2 separate regions of the Homo sapiens genome follow, and region 1 is linked to region 2. A link is a contact called in ENCODE Hi-C or POLR2A ChIA-PET data. All regions are on one chromosome and are shown on one strand. The core of a region is the stretch at or near the end of the contact, and the rest is flanking DNA. Distances in the headings are between cores, read along the strand shown.

Region 1 (2,852 bases), core at 172-2,671, 220 kb before region 2:
GTTTTGCTTGACTTTGATAATTGTTGTGGAGAAATTTTGTTTGCACAAGAAGGTGATAAAACTTGGAAGCATTTTTTTTAGTAAACATTGAAAAATTTATGAGTTGGCATTTCTAAAAAATCCAGATTCTTTAATCTTTTCATTTATATGTAATGTTGAAATACAATAATGCAAATGGACTTTAGTTTCATTCAGACTCTATTTCAAGCACTTCAAAATAATGAAGCTCTAATTTACATAAGGCATATACTAAGGTATAGACAGTGGTGTGCTGGTGAAAATTTGACAACCAGCTCTCAGGAAAAAGAAAAGAAATCCATACATATACATATGTAAATATGCATGTAAGTTTATGAGTTTTACTAGTATAAAGGATGGGTGGCATATAATTTGCAAATAATAATGAAATATACAACACTGTTGTCAGTTCCATATAGCCAATTGCTTCTCACCAGCTGCTTCCGTTGATTTTTGCTGAGCTTTTGTATCAGCTTCTGATTGGTTTTGACATGACTTTGGTTAATATCTTATTCTCTCTCTTTTTTTTTTTTTTTTTTTTTTTTTTGAGACGGAGTCTCGCTCTGTCACCCAGACTGGAGTCCGGTGGTGCAATCTCCGCTCGCTGCAACCTCCACCTCCCGGATTCAAGTGATTCTCATGCTGCCCCCTAAGCAGCTGCGACTATAGGTGTGCACCACCATACCCGGCTAATTTTTGTATTTTTAGTAGAGACAGGGTTTCTGCATTTTGGCCAGGCTGGTCTTGAACTCCTGGCCTCAAGTGACCCACCTGCCTCAGCCTCCCAAAGTGCTGGGATCACATGTGTGAGCCGCTGCACCAGCCTGGTCGATATCTTTGTATTAATGAGTCAAGTGATGTCTTTGCTGAATTAGATAATAGTTTTCAAATACCTGTACTATAAGAATATTTTCTCAATTGTCCTGTTCCCAATGTAATGACTTCAGGCATGACACGCTTTTTAAGTTTAATTGCATTATTAACATTTTCTCCATCACTTTCTTAAGTCTAAACCCCAGGAGTTGGCTAACTTTTTGTAAAGGGCCAGATAGTAAATATTTTCATCTTTGCAGGCCATATGGCCGTAGAGCTTCTGTTGTACTGCTATCTTTGTAGCACAAAAGCAGCCAGAGACAGTATGTGAGTGAATGAGCGTGACTGTGTTCCAGTAAAACTTGATGTGGTTAATTTATGTCAATGTGAATTTTACCTCAATAAACAGCATGTAAAATGAAAAAAGTAAAATCTTCATTTACAAAAACAGACAGTGTTATGGAATGGCCCAGGAGTTTGCAGATTTCTAGTTTGGAGCCCATAAAATCAAGCCCTGATTTATAGTGTTTACTGATTTCTGTGGTGGAAATACTCTCACCATGGCTGGCTTCAAGCCACTAACATGAGATCACTGAATGTGAGGTTGGGAAAGAGACTCAGTAGCACACCATGTCCTCCATGCCCATACAGTAGTCATGAATAACCTCAGAAACCTAGATAGTACTAAGTTTGGTAAAATAAGTAGGAAGTGATGAGTTTTGAGTACACAGTACTGAAAACTTCCTCCTTTGTTCTTATCACAACTTATTGTAAGCTTATATAATGTAATTGTTAGTAATGGCTCCTTTGATTCCTGAAAGTGTCACCACGGGCTTGCTCTCTCAGTAAAGCTGGCGTGAGCAGGCTCCAGCACACACCTGGGTAGAGTCCCTGCCCCTTACCTGGCTTGGATGCTGAAGGCTCGCGGCCCCAGAAGAGGAGATGTATTGGAACGTGTGCAGACGGAGATCTGGCCTGGGCCTGGAGCCTTGCCCACCAGGGCCCTGGTGCCCCTTGGCCTGCTTGCCGGGCTTCAGGCCACAGACAGGTTCCTTGTCCAGATGGTGTCTGCGCCTTTGCAGCTGGCTGCTGGGACAGTTCTCGTGATCGTAGTTTCCCATTGGCCCTGTCTAGCACCCCTCATTGGCTCACGAGGAGCCAGCTGCCCTGAAGGGGAGGCAGGGTATCATGCAACTTGCTCTAGATCGGGGTGTCCAATCTTTTGGCTTCTCTGAGCCACATTGGAAGAAGGATTGTCTTGGGCTGCACATAAAATACACTAACACTGATGATAGCCAATGAGCTTAAAAAAAAATCTCATAATGTTTTAAGAAAGTTTACGAATTTGTGTTGGGTTGCATGTGGCCCGAGGGCCATGGGTTGGACAAGCTTGCACTGCTTCTTGCTCCAGATGTATTACCTCCCCGGGTTCTCTCAGGGCTCCGGGGTTGAAGTGACCACCTCATCTGGCCCAGTGGTTGTGAGGGAAGCCTTCAACTCACATTAATCACACTGTTTATTTTCTTCATGGCTTTTAGTGTGGCTATGGTCTTGTCTGTTGCCTGCCTTCCCCAACATGAGTGTGAGCCCTCTGTCTGCTCCCTGAGTTCCTCTTCAGAAGGCACGAGGCACACAATATGGACATGCTCCTTTTTTTTTTTTTTTTTTTTCCCCACAAAAGGAGATAGTCTCTGTCACCCAGGCATGAGTGCAATGGCATAGCCATAGATCATTGTAGCCTCGGATTTCTGGGCTCAAGTGATCCTCCCACTTCAGCATCCTGAGTAGCTGGGACTACAGGTATATGCCACCACACCCGGCTAACTTTTTAATTTTTAAATTTTTATTTTTATTATCTATTTATTTTTTAGAGACAGGGTCTCACTATGTTGCCCAGGCTGGTCTTAAACTCCTGGCATCAAGCGATCCTCCCACCTCAGTTGCCTGCTTAGCTGGGATTACAGGTGTATGCCATCGTGCCTGGCCAACGTTCTTATTTTTCCAGGAGATAAATAGCAGCT
Region 2 (2,936 bases), core at 412-2,911:
AAAGACACCACCCTGTATAAATCATGTGGGTGGCAGGTCGCCCTGGAGTTGCTCCTCGCCTCCTGACCCATTGAGACCCAGTGGGACCCAGGGGCCACGCCTCTGTGGCAACTTGTCACTCTTCTGATGACCGTGAATGATGCTGGCCCTCCCAGAGTGGTCGTCACAGTGAGAAACCGTCTTGCCATGCCAGAGTGGGCAGGGGGGCCTTGCTGAGAGGCCTTCATGCAGACACACGTGTCTAATGAATAAATGCAGCCTTCCTGAGTCTCCTGGTTCAGGGGCCATCTAGCATTTCCCCTCCACCCCAGAAGGCATGTTCTCTTAAAGACCTGTAACTCTGACTTTGTTGGTGCCGATTGCAGATCCCTTTGGAACCTTAGATCCCTTCGGAAGTGGGTCCTTCAATAGTGCTGAAGGCTTTGCCGACTTCAGCCAGATGTCCAAGGTAAAGCCCCTCCACGGAGCCCCCGCGCCTCTGCTAGTGTCTTTGTGCCTCTTGTCATGGTGTGGGCTGCCAGGCGTAATTGTTCATGTCACGTATGTATCTCCCCGGCACCTTTCCAACACAAGGTCAGGTCTGGAAAGCATCCATGGCTGTGATCCAATGCACTGCAGTCCCGTGGGGTGAGCCCTGACCCTTCCCAGTGGCATAGGTGCCCTGGGCTCCCCTGGCTCCCACTGGTGTCTGACGACCATCAGGTCTCAGACGGTGAAGTCATTGCCATGGCCGAGTAGAAACTTGAGAAGGCGTTGGGCACAGGCGTCTCGAGAGGGCCATGGGCAGCAGGCCTGCAGGTGCGAGGCGTCCAGGGAAAGTGGGCCAGCGAGTGTTCAGAGTCGCCCATGTGACAGAACTCTCAAGGGGTGTTGAAAAGTGAGGGCCGGCCTCCTTGAATAAATGCAGACAGATCCACAGGTGAGGAGTGAACTGTTGAAGGAGGACAGCAGCGAGGCTGGTTACCAGACTGGACCCGTTGGTGTCCGGCCCTCACCACACGGTGACCTGAACTCACTGTGGCTCTGGTCCCAGACAGCTGTAGGGCTTCTCCAGACGCTGGCAGTGTGGTTGGAGCTCATCTTTAAGGTAGCATAGAGAATTCAACAGGGAACATCCAGAATGGACAAGTCAAAAAACAACAATAGAAGCCCCTTACGACTGAGGTGCCTTCCGGAAGAAACTGCTGGAAAGTTGGAAATGGGGGCTGTGGTGAGTGGGAAGGACAGGGCTGCGGCACCATTGTGCTTCCTTGTGAGTTGTATGTTTCCCTGTTTGAGTGAGGAGCATTTTTCTTTGGCAGGAATGAAGGAAAGCAGATGAGGTGTGTCCCGTCCCTGACACCTGCGTCCACTCTGTCCCTTCTCGGCAGCCCCCAGGCAGGGGCAGATGGGCTCTGTCTTCGGGGGGCTGCAGGGGCCTGCTTTCCTCACGAGTTCCACCTGCAGAGGCCCAGGCATTATCCACGCTGCGGGAAGAGGCAGTAGCCACAAGCAGAACACAGCCCCCCTCCTGGAGCCCATGGCCCAGGTGGTAAGGGGTGGCCGGTGTGGGGGGTCCCCTGGAGCAGCTGGGCCCAGTCCCTGTGAGCGCTGCTGTCAGCCTGAAGGTGGTGAGGGGAGGGAGCCCCGGGAGTACCTGGAAGACGCGTGCCCCAGGCATGAGGCCCCCTCGGGGCCCCACCGGCCCCATGCCCAGGTGCCCCAGGTGCCAGTGTGACTGGGCAGTCTCCCTTGGCTGCCCCGTGTTCACTCAGCTGGTGGAGCAGATGAGTCTCTGAGCATCTTGGGGTTGGCAGCGGTCGCAACTTGTGATCACAGAACACAGATTCCGAGAAGCACTTGAGATTCTGTTCAGGTTTTCAAAGACGCGTGTGTGCGTGCCCTGGCGGCGCAGCAGATCCCACTTCTGACCGAGGCAGGGTGTGTGTTTACACAGATGAGCCTGGGCAGAGGGAGCCCAGAGGCCCTGGCATGGCGCCCCCCTCCTTCCAGCACACGGAGAAGGCCTCCATCCCTCATATGCCACGCTGTGACACGGTTTGGGACTGGCAGAAGATTTAGGGCCCAGTGCACAGGCTCCTGGGCAGGCGGGAAACCATCTCCCGAAAGCAGAAAACGTTGGCCACACGGTGGCAGCAGTCCCTCAGGCGTCCTGGTCGTTTCTGGTTGTCGCAAGTGGACTCCTCTTCCTTTGGGAGGCTGGATCTGTCTTCCTCCTCTCACTGTGAGCAGAGGGAGGGAGAGCTAGCAGAGCCTGAGCTAGGGCCGGGATCTAATGACCGCCCTCTGCCTGTCCTTGGGCCCTGAAACCAGGGGCTCTTCACACACATGCAGCTGTGATTTCAGAGCCGGTCTCACTTCCTATTGGCGGTGCCGGGCCAGGACAGAGTTGGACAGAGCTGTGGAAAATGGGTCTCCAATACTATCTTGTTTTGATTCCAGCGTTCCATCAGCTGCCTTCATGACACTTGTACAGCCGCATTCTGAGCTCAACCCTGACCTTGCAGCTCTGTTTTTCCTTTTTGGTTACCTATCTGTTTTTCAAGAACAACATTGTGGATATAAATAAAATGCTAAGGGAAATGAAAGTGGCAAGAAGGTGTTTTTTTAAAAAACAAAAAAAAACCATCATCAACTTTTCCCCATCTGAGCAGAGCAGGGAGGCCCTTTTGTAAGTCCCTGAATTGAAGCACCTTACCTCTGCGTGGCTTTGCTGAGGAGAGTCACAGCCCACAGCCTGATTCTAGAAGTTTCCTTTGGGAGGCTCTTCGGGCCTGCACTCTTAGTTGAGGCCCCACCCTCACCTGAAGAGATTTTTCTAGACAGTATCAAGCCTATGTGACATAAGCTCACTTTAAAAACAGATTCCCCAAAGTATGTTTCCAGGGAGCATTTGAGAATAAAAACAAGAGTCCAACTTATTTCACCCTCTTCTG

The links. A loop is a pair of places that touch in the nucleus more often than their neighbours do. ChIA-PET counts read pairs that join two places held with the same protein, here RNA polymerase II (POLR2A). Pooled maps may share reads with other maps.
Region 1: a pooled map shows a loop between it and region 2 (2.9-fold over the local background). The contact joins two enhancer-like sites. A Hi-C loop is called at or near these places in 1 of 50 pooled maps. POLR2A ChIA-PET finds 5 or more read pairs at or near these places in 3 of 52 experiments (B cell, activated CD4-positive, alpha-beta T cell and activated naive CD4-positive, alpha-beta T cell).

The regions. Positions count from the first base shown.
Region 1 is chr19:16,607,025-16,609,876 of GRCh38, reverse strand. The region is part of intron 1 of MED26 (mediator complex subunit 26); the gene reads left to right. Among named protein-coding and RNA genes, the nearest start is that of MED26, 20 kb to the left of the region's middle. Within about 2 kb of position 1,421, at least 13 of the 41 ENCODE cell types and tissues checked have a DNase peak (open chromatin) inside an H3K27ac peak, as active enhancers do.
Region 2 is chr19:16,382,641-16,385,576 of GRCh38, reverse strand. EPS15L1 (epidermal growth factor receptor pathway substrate 15 like 1) reads left to right here. Exons shown (of 24, transcript NM_001258374.3): 21 at 366-448. Among named protein-coding and RNA genes, the nearest start is that of KLF2, 59 kb to the right of the region's middle. RefSeq lists enhancers at 1,808-2,309, 2,562-2,651. Within about 2 kb of position 1,661, at least 33 of the 41 ENCODE cell types and tissues checked have a DNase peak (open chromatin) inside an H3K27ac peak, as active enhancers do.